Linked DNA regions of Mus musculus: region 1 is linked to region 2. The links are chromatin loops, found by intact Hi-C in ENCODE. Cell type or tissue: left cerebral cortex. All regions are shown on one strand.

What was found. Peaks named below come from ENCODE experiments on the same cell type or tissue, not always from the same donor. Only the 100,000 strongest peaks of a DNase experiment are listed, where the experiment ranks them.
Region 1: it touches region 2 in a loop (6-fold over the local background); 29 of 42 quality-filtered maps call a loop at or near these places.

What each region holds. Positions count from the first base shown.
Region 1 is chr16:25,940,964-25,948,963 of GRCm38, reverse strand. No RefSeq gene overlaps it. Among named protein-coding and RNA genes, the nearest start is that of P3h2, 160 kb to the left of the region's middle. In left cerebral cortex, a CTCF peak has its summit at 3,316; DNase peaks (open chromatin) are centred at 3,330 and 3,716; H3K27ac peaks cover 385 bases.
Region 2 is chr16:25,377,549-25,385,548 of GRCm38, reverse strand. All of the region lies in intron 4 of Tprg (transformation related protein 63 regulated), which reads right to left. Among named protein-coding and RNA genes, the nearest start is that of Tprg, 95 kb to the right of the region's middle. In left cerebral cortex, no CTCF peak of the experiment used is centred here; a DNase peak (open chromatin) is centred at 7,325.

The DNA of each region.
Region 1 (8,000 bases), 560 kb before region 2:
GCATAAACTACAGCTAAGGAAAGCAATGTGCACAGAGGCATGAGAACGCCACATGTGGAGAAATGCAAATGAGGCAGGTGACTATGCCAAGCTGGCACAGGCATTTCATAACAGGGCAGGAATCGAGTCACATCCCAGGACTAAATTGCCCCAAGATTCCGAAAAATGGTATAGAGGGAGGCACCCACTTCTGATGTCAAAGACCTGCACCCTTTATGACCAAGGAAGTGCCTGGGAGATTTCTTCCTTACTACTAGACCACTGGTCCTAAGAGTAGGTGGATCCCCAAATTAGTCATGAAGACGAGGGAGCTTCAGAGAAGACAGAGGAAGGGTTCTAGTCCGTCTCATTGAAAATAATAGCATCGCTTCTGAAAAGAGAAGTGCTCTCTCCTCCCTCCATTATGTCTATGATATTCTGTCCACAGCTATGCTATCTCCAGGGGGAGAAATTCTCTTCCAACATCTTAGAAATAGAGAAAGGGTACAAAGAGATGAATCAGTAAATTTAAAGGAGATACTTTAAGTGCTAGGGTTGCCACACCCCAAGCTCAAAGACCCAGACCGGTTATTCCACTTCCTCTGTCTAATTCCCTGTAGAAACAAAGGAGCCCAGTAAGGTCAGCACCTTCCTCTTCAGTAACAAACCTACAATGTGGCTGTGTTATCAGATGGATCTCCTCCTTGCTGTGTGCTTGAATAGAACTTTGCTGTTGTCATCTTGTTTGGTAACACAGCAGAGGGCCACTGTTGCAAGTGTAATAGTTACTGTTGAATGTTGAAATATCCTATGGGAAGTTCCTCCCATGTGCATGCATTTCTGTGTGTGTGTGTGTGTGTGTGTGTGTGTGTGTGTGTTTACTATTTTCCTCATTCTTCACAGAACTGTACTGGGGACTTGGTTTTTTATCATAGGGAAGGAGAAACTAAGCTCCTGTATCCCATCTTTGCCTGAGACCTTTCTGTGGTTCTGTAGCACATCTCCTGTAGAGTATGCTACTATACCCTGGTTTGATGTGCAATGGATGTAGGATCTTGAACAGGTCATCCTATATCGAGTCAGAATTTACATGATCACAGATGGTTAAAGGTAGATAACACCTTTAGGAGTGTTCAAGCCCACTAAGTCCACATGTTTAATGTCCTAGGTCTTCCAAAGGGATCCTAGTTGCAATATCTAAAACCCAATGCATTCTAACCTCGCAAGACAAGTAAAAGCATAGTACAGACCCTCCATGCTTGGCCTCCCCCATTCAGTCTGGAATGTGAAGACGCCACATGAGTTCTAGAAAAGAAACAGAGGTGGTCAAAGCAGGAAAGGGCGGGGCAGCACAGGTGTGGAAGCAAGAGAAGCAGCTGTTTGCGGAATAGGCTGAAATGACTTAACGGGTGGATTAACCCGGGTGCAGGACTGTGGGATATCAGCACCGACCCTTGAAGCCTTTCTTTAGCAGCATACAAAAGGTGCTATGCATATTGTTATCTCCAGAACTCAGGCAAGGTCTCTGGGCTGTGGAGAGGGGCTGGTGCTGCTTTCCTCTGCAGTTGGGGGTAGGGGTGGGGGGAGGACAGGAAGAGGCAGGGATGAGCAGACTTGCTGTCAGCCAAGTGTCCCAGCAAAGAATTCCACCCAAGTCCACACAGGTACTGACACCCGAGGGCCGTTGCTGTGCAGATAAGCTGTCTCGGGTAATTGGGTTGACATCATTGAGCCACCTTAGAGGATTTGAATCCCTTCCATGACTCCTGTCACCTGTCATCTGATAGGGAAACCCCCAGGTTTGCAGGTGAGTGATTGATTATGCAAAGCAAATGAAAAAAAAAAAACCTTAAAAGTTCATGCTTTTCAACAGGGAAGCTTTCCCTTAAGTTCTGACCCTGATTTTCACGCAGAAGCTGAGGACTGAGGCCCAGTTACAGGAACCCGAAGAATTGAAACACATGGGAACACATGGGAGAAGACACTTAGCAAACCACCTTGTGTAACCACGAAGATGACTCTCTGAGCCCTTAAGCAGATGGATAGATGATACATTCTTAAGTAGTCTCCCAGACTCCCTTGCTCTAGCATCTATCAGCCTGCTGTGACTGCTTCCCCAGCTTCTCTGTGGGTCTCTCTGCTACTTCCCTTCACCCAACTCTCATTTGGGATAACCTCTTACCAGGATGTCTTCTCTGTTTCCCTTATCCAGCACTGAGGTGCCTTCTGTTGCTACTGAACTTCACACAGTAGCATTCGTAATATGGAAGTACTTACTACTCAGTCTACCTCCCTTCTTAAGCTGGGAGCTGCCTTAGGTGGGGGGCACTGTTATGCTATGCTTTTTTAAATTATATTTATTTTATTTTATTTTTTGATTTTTTTTTTTTTTTGGAGACAGGGTTTCTCTGTGTAGCTCTGGCTGTCCTGTAACTCACTCTGTAGACCAGGCTGGCTTCCAACTCAGGAATCCACCTGCCTCTGCCTCCCAAGTGCTGGGATAAAAAGTGTGCGCCACCACGCCTGGCCCTGTGCTATGCTTTTTACAGCAGGGCTGGTGACAGGACCCAGTTCAACAAGGACATTTAAGACATATTAACTAATGAATGTAGAGAAAATAGTTACACCAATAATCTTACCGTTACCGCTACCATCACATGATTAAAAAGATGAATTTTTACTCTTAGAGGAAATAATATTTGAATTCCTATTTGAAAGATAAGGAAAGCAGGCTTGGGGAGAAAGGGAAGCCATTGGTACATACATAGGACCTACATGGCCCATACATTCTGCTTGATACTTTTGAGTCTATTATCATCATTATTCCCTTTACTGAAATTTGAAAGTGACTTTCATCAACTTTTACAGGGGGATTGTTCTGCAAAAGTTGTATGTCTCAACATATAGCTCTTTGCCATTGACAAATGCATTGTCCTCTGGCCAGCAGGCCAATCACAACATGGAACAGTTCTATCCCAGGGCTGCCCTTTGGAGATAGTCTCTCCCTACTTGATGACAATCACTGGATGGTTCTTCAGCCCTACAGTGTGCTCACTCGCACCTTCAGCAAACAGCATATCAGAGCTCCAAGAGTTTAAGCAACTGGGTCCTGGTAGGCAGCTAATGAGTGACTGGATCTCATCTTTGAACCCAGCACCGTGGATTCCTTGTGAAGGTGGAAAGTGTGAGCTCGGAGCCAAGGAAAACAGCTGTCACGTTTCCCCAGCCTGCCTTTCAGAGAGGGCTCTGTCTCTTCAGGGCTCTGTTAGAGGCAAGCAAACAACCTCATTACCAAAGGCAATATCTGATCGTGTTCCACCTCTGATCACCGGTAGGTGCTGAGGGAAGACTCTGTCCCTGCCCAGTGGAACAATCTGAAAGCCATTACTATCTGCAGGCTGCTCGGCAGACTATGGCGTAAGAGATTGGTTCTCTTCCAGTTCCTTTACTTATCTGGAAGACAAGAGGGTACTGAAAGGAGGTCACTGGTAAACACTTTAGTCTCTCAGTTCAGCAGCTTCCCCACTAAAGCCTGGGGGCCCTTTGCCAGACGGGTGAGTCTGCAGGTGAGCCTTGCTTGCACAAGGTGGGTGCTTCTGCTAATTGGGTTGATGTAATTAACTGTCGTGGTTTTTTTTTTTTTTTTTTTCACCCGGGAAGCCAGCCATGGTCTCAGCATGAGCAGTTTTGCTGGGCCAGCCTGCAGCAGCAGTGAGCACAAACATTTTTGGAGCTCCAAATGCAAACAGCAACTTCAAAGTAAAGAGCAGGCTGCCGCTGGGACAGAGCCATTTCCCTGGGGGCTGGAGGGTGAGCAATGTTGGCTTCCCAGACCAGGAAGGAGAGAGAAATCATTTTATCTCCATTCTGCTTTTAATCAGGTGTCAGGATATTGGTGCCATTTCTGTCTAATGATAATCTCTTTTTCTAAACAAAATGACTTGTTAGAGGCTGAGGAAAGATAAGTGACTTCTGATGTGCCCTGACAGATTCAGAAAACAGGTACAGTCCTCCTAATTCCACCCCTGGTCTTGTGACACCAGCTTCTCCCAGCATCACTTAGACCAGTGGTTCTCAACTTGTACGTTGCCTCCCCTTCGGGGGTTGAATGTTTCTTTCACAGGGGTCACCTAAGATCATCAGAAAACAGTTATTTACCTCATGATTCATAACAGTATCAAAATTACAGTTATGGAGTAGCAACAAAAATAATTTTATGGTTAGAGGAGTCACCACAACATGAGGAACTGTATTAAAGTGTTATAGCATTAGGAAGGTTGAGAACGTCTCTCTTAGAGGATGCATTAAAAATAAATCATGAGGGCAGCACTTGTGTTTAGAATACTAGCCTTAGCTGCAAAAGGCCATCCAGTGATGTCTGCCAGCACATCCGGGTCTACCTAGAACATTGGGGTCTACCTGCGAGGGCCTCTCAGCTCAGTGGTTTAGATTCCATGATTCAGTTGCAGTCTCTGTAATGCACCCAACCCAAGACTCTAAAACAAAACAAAAGAGTGAGCAGAGAAAGAAATTTCACAAGCTCTACTCTAGCAGGGTTAATGACTACCTGAGTGATTTTAGAAGAGTTGTTTGCCTTCTTGTGAATTCAATCTTACCTGTGTATAATGGAAGAAATGGAACCTCTTTTACAGGTTTATGGAGAAAATAAGGAGGTAGAGCGGCACAGAGGATGTGCTGAGAGCAGGAATTATAATCATTTCCATTTCAACTGCCATCATTTCCCAGCAGGCTTTAAATAATATAGTAAGGGTATTTTTACCAGTCACCTGCATGGGCCATTCTCTACCTCTGATAATCCACAGTTCGCCATAATTTAATCTAACACAGAGAACACTAGTGCCAAATTCTTATTTCCAAATGTGTTCCAAGGACTCTTCTCTAGCTTCCTGAGCAGAGTTGCATGTCAACAAAAAGGCAGAAGCCACCCATTTTTCCATGGGCTCCTTTATCGATTCCTCTGGTCCAAATGAAACAATGTTTTCTCCTAGATAAAGGGTGACCTAAAGTAAAAAAAATCCCAGGCCAGCAATACAAATGCAAAGCCTAGAAATCCTTTTCTTTCCCTACACACTAGCTTCCCCAATCTGAAGATGGATGTAGTTTCAAGTGACGGTATCTGTTCCTGGAAACGGGGGCATTTTTAAATCTTAATCAATATTTATCTATTCTAGGAAGATTTTTCCTGTCCTGGTGTCTGGTGATCATAGAAAAAGAATTGGTCCATGGGCAATTCCTATTTCATCATAAGATGTGATATAATTTGAATGTTGAAATTGCCTCTACACCACACTTGACTACTAGCATAGATAAAGTGGCGGCTCTAATTCGTTTCCATGTTCCTGGATTGGAGTGACTGCAGATTCCACAAAACCGTTCTTAGAGCTATCTTATTTTCTTCCCTTCTTAGACCTTAGTAATCTTAGGAGCATAATAATAAACTTGAGCATGGATCGGGTTAAAGAACTAGCTTAGAAAGCAGCCTTTCATTTACCAGGGTCTTACCCACATACTTGGAACTGAGTTTAGATGTCTCTGCTCGCTGACAACACACAAACTTTTCTTTATCACAACACTTAGACTAATACAAAGATCAATGTTCATCTAAAGGGACTGAGCTTATATTAACATTGGATCTGAATCATCTTTGTCTCTCTGAAGGCAGAAATGTAAGACTGGGAGAAACTTGAAGACCAGGAAATTGGAAATGAATGACTAGACGCTCAGTATGCAATCTGTGAAGATCATAAGATAAGAACTTTTGAATCCCTCCATTCCTGAATGACTCCTCCACTCATTTCAGCACATTAGTTATTCCTATGTAAAATAAAAATCATAGCCTCTCTTTAAGGATCTGAGTGACATGTTAAAAAAAAGAAAAATGCCCAGTAGTAAACAAGGATTATTGCTAAATGTTACGAGTTATGGATAAACTTATCATTCAGTGTTTTTCTTTCACAATTTTATCTTTTAACATTGAAATATTTATTGACTCTATACTAAAGCTATATGTGTTAAAAATGCATCAGTCTATATGGAGTAGCATATGAACCATTAGATACCTGAAGACCACCATGTCCACTTGTCCTTTTTGTTCATTTACTATTTAATCTCTTGACCATTCTCTTGACCAATCTCTTGACCATTCACTCTCTGGTTTTGCCTCAGCCTTTACTGGAAGACAGCTTCCTCTCAGAGATGTGAGGGAGAAAGGGTATTCAGGAGTCCTCTCGTCCTCTTTTGGCCATTTGAAGAACATGTTCTCTAACACTGAGTATAGCTACCATGCAGGTGTAATCATGATGTATATGATTTCATGCTCTCAAAGTCCAGGCCTGGCTGAGTGAGGCAAGCTGGTGGGTGAGAGACCAGGGGTGGAGAGTAGAGTTCTGAGTCATTAAATTCTCACCAGATGTCAACTGGAAGACGTCTTCCCACCCAGCAGCCTAAGGCAAAAGTCTCTTGGCCACTGTTACCCCATCTATGGACTTTACTTCTGACCAATCGTCCCCTCTGGCACCTTATAAGGGAAAGCTAATTAGAAAACTCACCTTGCAAGAATGCTACAGAAAGACCTTTCACACGGAGTGGAACCGCAGGATCCAGAGGCACTGTGACTCAGGGGTGGAGCTGTCTTCCAACACCCAGGCTGCATTGCTCTCCAACTCAACAAGGGGCTGACCTATATGGCAAAGGCAAATTCACACAGAGCCATCAGACGGTGAGACCAAGTTAGCAGCAGACCTCACAGTGTTCTAGAAAGCACTGGTTACACCAAGGGAACCAAAAAGAGTGAAGAAGGGGGAAGCAGCTCATGTACCCATTTGTTCACCTGATTGTATGGGTTGTCTGCCCCTTCATATAATGTCTGTTTTGAATGCATCAAGGGCCATATTATTTGTTATGGAGAAAAGAAGGAAAAACCATGCATCCCTAAAGTTCAAGGCCAGCTAAAGACAACAGAGACCTAAAAGTAGAAAATGGTTTGTAATTGCTATAAATAAAAGACAAAGAATGCAGAACCTGAGAAGGAAGCCAAAGGCTTCTATTTTGGGTCTCAGCAGACAGATAAGAACTGTTAGGCAGTGTAAAGCAAGCCTTTGAGAAGGGTAAGTGTCCATAAGTAAGTAAATGGGAGCAAGTGAATCAGAGTAAGCCACACAGTTCTCAAAGGTCATATCATTTCCTGGAAAACCCACAGCTCTTGCCCATGTCACTGAAATTTAAGTACAAATATTACTGTTCCAATGAAAGTTAGTGAAGCTGTCTACATCTACGCAATAATCCATCAAAAAGGAAAGCAAGTGTTGAAGAAAATCAAGCCTAAAACTAGACAGAGGCAGATATTCAGCTCTGGATGAGCCTTTTGCTCTAGTCTCCAAAGTTCTTATACTTGACAGATCCTATACTGGATGCCTGAGAACCACCCACAGCTGAATTTGTGTTTTATCTTTTCTTTGGTTTATACTTTTCCTGTTTCTCAATGCCCCCCAGCTTTGAGAGTGCAAAATGATCTGCACTTTACTGGTTGGCACTACTTGGGAATGGTTAGATGTCTAATGCTACCTTGTCATGGCTCCCTATGCTCTACCAGAGTTCACTGTCCCAAAGAGCACCGTCATCTCTAGCAAAGCTGCAGAGTCCCCTCATAATCTCCTTGTTCCAGGATCATTTCTTCAGCACACAGTGATTGGACAGCTATGTAGGATCAACTATGGAGATGATAAGGAGTTTGATGTGGGGAGCCAACACGTTCCCCATTTTCCAGGAGGCCACGTGAGAGGAGAGAGTCAGAAATCCTAGAATAACACATTGTTCTGAGTTGAGTTCTTTGTGGATCAGAAATGCACAGACATATAGGTAGGAACCATGAAGTTTAAGTTCCAAAGTATTCTGTAATTGCATTTACTACTAGACTAACAGCATCCTCAGGAAGCATGTGTAGAGGGACAAACCCTACCTTCACTGAATGCTCTTCATTAATACCTTGGTGCCCTTCAAAG
Region 2 (8,000 bases):
GCCACACATCCTTCGCTTGCCTATCTCCCTCTTCCCCCTCCAGCCAGCAAAGCAGTGATTCGCTGAGCAGATTGTGGTTTTACTTAAAAAAAGAGAAGGATCCAGCTGTGTGCACCTACTCAGAGGAACCAAAACAGAGAGGTGGGAAAAGTGGGCCATCAAGTGCTCCGGGGGATTCTGTAGAGAAGCCAGAAAATATCACCTCATTGAAGAAGCTCTCAAAGATAGCGAAAGGGAAGATGGGAGAGGCCAAAAAGGGAGAGGAAAGGAAGAGGGAGGGAGAGAAAAAGAGAGAAAAACTAAGGAGAGAGCCAACCAGAAAGAAAGGGGGCAGGGAGGAGGGAGGAAGAGAAAGAGCAAACAAAAGATGCCCGACCTTGCCCCTAGCGCCGTCTCCCCCACTCTTTCTGACTTCTTAGCTGCATGTCCAGACAGATACAGTATTTGAAAAGAGTGTGGAAGCAAGAGCCTACAATGGCCTAGCTTGTTGAAAGGATGGGCAAACGCCCACAAGATATGACCTCACAAGCGCCCGGATGACCCACCACCCAAAATAACACACCGCATCCACTGGCTGACACCGAGAATTCCACGCTTCCTGCTTCATGTGTTTGGACAGCGTTTTGATGTCTGTTGACATTTTCCTGGGTTGGAAGGCTCACCAAGCCTGTGTTTGCACCCATTTAAAAAATGTGGGTGTCTTTCCTGGGTAATAGTTTGGCCCTGGGACAGAAGGAGAAGCAGTGAATCTAGCAGATATCTGTGCTGGAAAATGGCTCAGACTAAGAAAGATCAGTCATTGAGGACAGAATACAGTTGTCCAGCAAACACACAGCACGGGAAGCCAGGCTGAAAAGGGCTTGGCTTACATTCAGAAACTTAAAAAGGTGAAAAATACTAATTACCCCTTGACTGTATATTTGTAAAATTATACCATGTAATTAAGATCTCAAAAATCCCAATGTCTCTGTCTCTTTTTCTTACACACACGCACACACACACACACACACACACACATACACACCACTGCGCACATATGCACACAGGCACACAGAAAGAAAACACACAAATACATTCTGTGGGCTTGTTGGCCCAACAGCTAAGTCTTTATTTAAGCTCTACTCTCTTGCTGTTTTGATGTCTCTACATTTTATCATGTGTTTTGTCATGATGGCACTACCTATGAAATTAGGTTTTTCATGCAGAGTCAATGATGTAAAATTTCTTCCCATTAAGAGAAACAGTAAATAAAATGTCTCCTTAACTAGCACTCTTTCACTTAGGTGAGAAGTAATATTGCAACACAGATTTGGGCTCTATACTCTTGAGTTTGAGCCTAACTCTACCAATTATTAGCTGGGTGTGGTTCGTTGTCCATGCTGTTGTTTGCTTGCTTGTTTGTTTTAAACTAGCAACAACCTCTGTGTTCATCAGTTTCCTCATTTGTAAGATAAATTTAAAATTAACAGCAACCTCATGATATGTTGCCTGTGTTAATGTATTTAATGTATCCGGTTTGTACCAAGTCCTATTATAGGACTACTGTAGGACTGAATTGATACCTGAAGCCTATGACAGTAACTGAACAGGGAGGGAGCTAGGCATCACTGATTCCTAGGTTACAGATTCCTCTTGCAACACAACTTTTCAGGGAAAAGAAGATCTGTAATGAAGATGATTTTAGTTAAATAAAGGGAGGATGGAAGTGGGGGATGGAGAGGCCACAAATGCTCTCTGCGGCTCAGACTACCTCTATTCATAAGTGCTGTCTCCAAAGGATACAGATAGCATCATGTTTCTGTTACTGTCCCATGGTGCTGATCTGCTGCTGCCTAAGTCAATAAAAACAAAACAAACAAACAAACAAACAAACAAAAAACAGTCACTCTAAGGCTCCTGCTTCACAGTGGTCCTGAAGCCCTTCCCATTCTCAGCTTCTTCTAAGGGAGATCCAAAAAGCCACAGGGTTCTCCAGTTAGCTCTAGTTAGATGCATGCCTTGTCTTTGGCCCCATGCAAGAGCATGCAAAAGGTGTTCTATGCTTGATTAAAACTTGAGATTAGACATGAAGAAATGGAAAACATGGGTAAGAGGCACAAAAGAAAAGAAAAAGTTTTTCATTTGTTCCTATGGGGAGGTGGGTTAAGCGAATTGATTTTTCTCTCATTTGTGACACCCACACCTTTCAAAGCATTATCCTTGCATAAGAAGAACCAAATTCCAAATTGGACCTGGTCCAGCACCCCAAGTATCCTGTGTGGTACTTGTGTGAGACGTAAGTTGCCCGAAGTCCCTGGGCAGTGAAAGAGATATAGTCTACTACTAGGACTACTCTTTTATATCTGAAATAGGCATCTTGCCCCCTAGCTACAGAGGACTGGGGAAAGGTTACAGATCCACTATGGTTCTTCTGGGTACAGACCTTCAATCTTCCAGAAGACTCTAATGCCTTACTTAATGACTTCTTCCATTCTCCCCTCTGCCCTTCTGAAGGACCAGGTCCTGGCTGCCCTTTCATCCATTGCTTCCCCTCTTTAATTGTGCACAGGTGCCTGTTAGGAAATCGTCATCTTCTGTATTCACATTTGTAGCCTATAGGCGGTATAAACCTCCTGACAGACACAACCTGAATGGGAAGCAGCAGCGGTTGTGCCTCTCTGGTGAGTCAGTTTATGATACTTCCTGACTGCGCCACTTCAGTTCCTGGAGGCAGAACTCACTCGCTTTTGCCTGCAAATCAGTAAGGTTTTCTATGATCTATAAAGACTGTGTGAGAGATACCGGATTAAGCTGTTCATATATGCCATAGAATCCAGTCCTTGACATGGTCCAACCACAGATAAAATTATGGCTGTTTTGACAGACGAAGAAAATCTACTTGAGACAGAGAAGATGGTGCATGCCTGTAATCTCAGGACTTGGGAGACTGAGGCAGGAGGATCACAAGTTCAAGGCTGCCTTGGACTATGTAGTGAAACTCTATATTAAAAGATAGGAAAGAAAAGAGAAGAGAAAGGAAGAGAAGAGGTGGGGAAGGGAGGGATGTGAAGGGGAGGGGAAAGGAAGGATAAGAATGTCAAATACTTTGCACAAGTTTGTAAGATTCCTCCTAAATAGAAGGAAGTAGAGCTATAATTGAGAGTCAAAGGCATCGATCAACCTTTAGGCCATGCCTGCCTCTTTCTGCATCCTAACTTTGACATAAGGTATATTATTAATCTCTCTCTCTCTTTCCTAAAATATGAAAATGTACTGAATGCTATCTTTACCACAAACTTTCTCATGCCCATATAGGGTTTTTAACAGAACAGGATAAGGCCTCTCTAGAGAAGCGCCCTCCACTATGTTAACTGTCCATTCACTCAAGGGGAAGATGATAGACTAGGGCCCACAGGCTAAGACTAGCTTATTGTCTGTTTTAAATAAAACTGTACTGGGACATAGATTCCTTAATTGATTGGCACTTTGTTTATAGTTGCTTCTGTACAGCAGGCTTTAGTGCCCATGCAACTGGTAGAGCATGGTCCATAGGTCTAATGTGTTTAGAATCATCTCCTTTGGGAGTAAATTTTACTGACCTCCAGACTAGAACACCCTTGACCTCCAACACATCCAGATCTCTGGTTTAGTTCCTTGAATCTTATTTCATCCTATAGACAATCTTCCTGAGAACACTGACCGCAGGATGACTAAAGCTGGCAATGGGGTTCCAGCTTCAGGTCCACCCTCTCATTCTAGGTAGCAGCATGATGAAAGGACAAAGGGGAAGAAAATGTGAAAGGCCAACTCATCAGACTTTCCAAGTGTGGTTTGGCAAAGTGTGGTTATAGAGTGGGCACGATACCCTCAGGCTACACCTCTGCATCCTGAAAACTTGTGAGGATTACAGCTCATCAGCCATGGGCCAGGGTGCCTGAGGAGATAGTGAAGGTTCCATTGTGAGTATGGCAGCTAGAACAAAGGTCTTAGATGATGGAGCTGCAGAATGCACTCCGTCCATGGACTGCTACTCCAAGTCCTACTCCTCATTTGTTTCTGCAGGTGCTATGGCTTGAAGCTGGCTATATATTTTCCAACAGATCTTGCTCATTGATAAATTGGTATCTCAAACTTAAAGATTTCAACCCTCCATGTATTCTCCTGTGCCCTGTGTTGGACAAATAAATGTCTGCCCACTGCAAAATTCTAATGAGTGATACATGCATTTTTTTGTAGAGTCTTGAGTCATTAATGAAAAATGCATTTTAACATGACTTCAAATTCAGTAGTGCTTTATATTTTCCCTCATTCTTACCATGTGTGGTTATTCTGACACCTACCTATTAGACCATGTAAATCCCCTCCCACCGTTTCTCCCCCCCACCTCTCTGATAAACTGTTTTCTTGAAATATGCATGTGGTTTTGAAATTCCCCTGGGACCTTACAGTATAAGGTGCTGTGTGTTTATATGTGTATGTTTAAGGTTCTTCCTTCATAGCCTGGTAATTATGACTGCGTAAGTATTCCATATGAACTTACCTCCATCCCATGCCTGATGCTTTAAAAGCCTCAGGAGAGCTGGAAATGGTAGGGGAAGTGGCCTTTGTTGGGCAGAAAGCCACACACTACACATTTCACACAGGCCTTCTGTTCCCTGTTGCTTCCTCTCTACCTTTCTGTTGCCAAACCACCACAGTTCAGCTAATTCCTTCTCAAGCAGCATCGCACCCAACGCTGCAATTACAGTGGAGACAGAAATGGAGTTAGAAATGAAGTAATATGGAGGAAAGGGGGAGGGAACGCTTCCATGATTCATCTCTAGAGCATGGGGCAGGGGGGTGGCCATTAAAAATATAGATGTGGTCCAGTACTCACCAATTTTACCCAAGAACCAAAAGTAAGGAGAAAGAAATGAAAATGAGCTGTTTTGGTGAAACCCTGCCTCCCCTGGTCTCTTCCCAAGGAAGCAGATTGCTTCAGGGGGCAGGTATACATTTCAGGCAGAGTGTCAGGCCTGTCATCATAAATAATCACAAATGTTTCACTTAGAAGAGCCATGAGCCAAGCCAAGGAAAAGGCTGGGGACTCTTAAGAGTGTCTGGTCTTTACACTTTGCAGTGAATATGCACGGCCTCCTAAACTTTCCCAAATAGATCCATTTAGCCAACAATACTTAAAAGAGATCTTGGGATAGTATCTGGACAGTTGTGTTGGAGGAACATCCTGATACCATAACTAAGCTAAACATGAACATAATCATCCATTGAATGATTTTATGGGATGATTTGTTTATGTCTGTTGCACAATTTCTGTTGCACTGTTGTTACCATGAAATCCAGTGCAATTCCCTTGGTCCAGTTTATCCTGACATATACATCTCTCCCAGAAGCATTTTGCTTCCATCCCAGAATTTCAGTCTAATTTATTTTAACATTTTTTGTGCCTTTTCCTCTTCTGAAATTCTCATTCTTACTTCCACTTCCAGCATGAAGTCAAGATCTGGGGTATGCCTCTCCCATAAGGCCACCAGTCTACTACTGTGCTATTTCTATTAATATGTCAGACACTCAGTCCTGAGTACCTTTCTAACGTGGTGGCTTCCCAACTCTCCCACTCTCCCTGACTCTCCGCTATGCTATTTTCCACACAAATATTCCTCCTAGTATTCATATCTTATCAGTTCCACAAATGAGTTCAGCAGTCTTTATTGGAACAGCATTTATCTTTCCCTCCACTTGAAAGTCCTTCTCCAATATCTAAAACTTACTTCCTCTAGGAAGATTTCCAAGACTATCTACCATTACCTAAATAAAAGGCACTCCAACTCTCATAACTACCAACGTAATTATGTTTCTCACAAAGGGGAGATGGGGGAAGGAAGGAAGGAAGGAAGGAAGGAAGGAAGGGAGGGAGGGAGGGAGGGAGGGAGGGAGGGAGGGAGGGAGGGAGGGCAGTGAGCATCCATCATAAAAAACACCATCAGCTCACCATTTCCCGAGATGCTCTACCCTCTCTCACCGCGTGGATTTAGTCTCACCCCATGTTTCAGGTAATGAAGCCTGTTCTACTAACCAAGTTCATCAAATTCCAATCACCTATTTGTACCCAGTCTCCAAGGCCATGCCATAGTCTGTTTGTTTCCTTCCTGTTTCTTGGGTATATCATAGCTAATTGTTGCCAGCGTATGGACTCAGCTCAACTGCCACAATCACTTTGTACCTCACAGCATACTTTTCCACATCCCTGAGTTATCTCTGCTATTACCCCAGGCATCATTAGTAGCAAAGGCTGTATCACTTAGGTCCACAGCACTTCAATAGCTGAAGTAGCGACTTAGATGTATTCACGTGCTGTGCATGCTTTTTTTTTTTTTTTTTTTTTTTTTTTAAGAACGTGTTTGAACTTGGCTTCGCATAGTATTTCTATGCATGCTGCCTCATGTCTTAGTCAAGCTGTCAAGAACAAGGCTGATTCGGAGGAGTACAGCCAATAAGGAAAAGGCCCAGAATCTCCCCACAGGCCTTCTGTTCTTTTCTTCTTGGGGTAATAAAAAGACATACATACACACATACAACACCTTCATCCTAGCACATATTTGATAAATTACCTACTTATGGGCTATGACTGTAAGAGTCAACTATGACTTCAGTTTCCAACATACACTATTCACTAAATTTTCCAGTTATATTCTTGAGAAAATATAGTATTCTTTCTTCAAAGAAGAAATTAAAATAGTGATCAAAGCTAAGCAAAAATATTCTAGAAACTCTGTGCCCTGTCTTATGGTATGGATGCTAAGTGTTCTCAGGAGGGCCATGTGGTAAAAGCTTGGCCACAGCCTATAGCAGTTCTTGGACATACTAGAACTTTCTGGAGATGGACCCAATAAGGTGGAGTTAGATTACAGGGACACCACCTTGAACTTTGCCTCTCCTCTTTTTGCTTTCTGGTGACCATGACCTGAGCAGACTTCTTCATCAAACACTTCAGCCATGGCTGCCTCATCTCAGGCCTCAAGACATGACCAAGAGATGACATAAACTATAAAAACTGAGCTAAAAATAGATCTTTTCTTTTTTTATTTTAAGTTCATTTAAGTATTTTCCTGAGTGGACAGCCGGTTGAGACACCCTCAACACCTTGGGCCTGGTGAAGTCTGCGTGATACTATCAGGTTCCATGCCTCAATGAAGAACACCTTCTATATTTTACACATGAGAACCTCTAAAAAATAAAAAAAGATCAGTCTCACAAAGCTTAACTTCTATAAATATAGAACTGCCCACCCCAAGTCCACAGTGATGTTGATCTGGAAATGCATCCAGTTTAAAGACATATAATTACATTCTGGGGCATTTTTAAAGAAAAAAATCATTTCTGTGGCCAAACTTAGGAACTGTATCCCATATCCCAGAGGTTTCACTCCAATGGCTGTGAGTAGCCCTCTGTTTCCCAATAGCTACAGGCAAACTGTCAGTCTAGCTAAATTAGATAAGGAAGGACGCTCATTTCCTTGGACTTCAGACCAATGAAAACCTTTCAACTATAAGAATTTTTGCAAGAAAGGATTTGAAGTAGCAAGGCATCTGTATCTCAAAATAGGCTGTCATCAGGCCATTTTCAACATATATTTTTTTTCCTTCTGGCTTCTAGACAAACACAACACGATTTCCACATAGGAGTGGGCAGACAGCACCTTCGTCATAGTCTTTGTGCTGGTCAATGGAAAGACCTTGGGGGCAGCTTCCAATATGCCTGGGCACGTTCACAATTTTTGTGGCTTTTCTCAACAGTGTTTTCCAGTTAAGAACTGTGAACATTTCAACCACAAGCTAAGGGCCCCCCAATAAAGGTCTATGTCATGGAAGATGGGGTACACTGAACTTTAAGAAAGCCAACACTTAGGAAAGATAGCGATTTTTTTTTCTAGGCTAATCAGTGGGGAAAAGAAAGAGAGACGGAGACCAATTAGACAGCAAGGACTGAACAACCTATTCCGATCGTCTCCTCCATCCATCTTT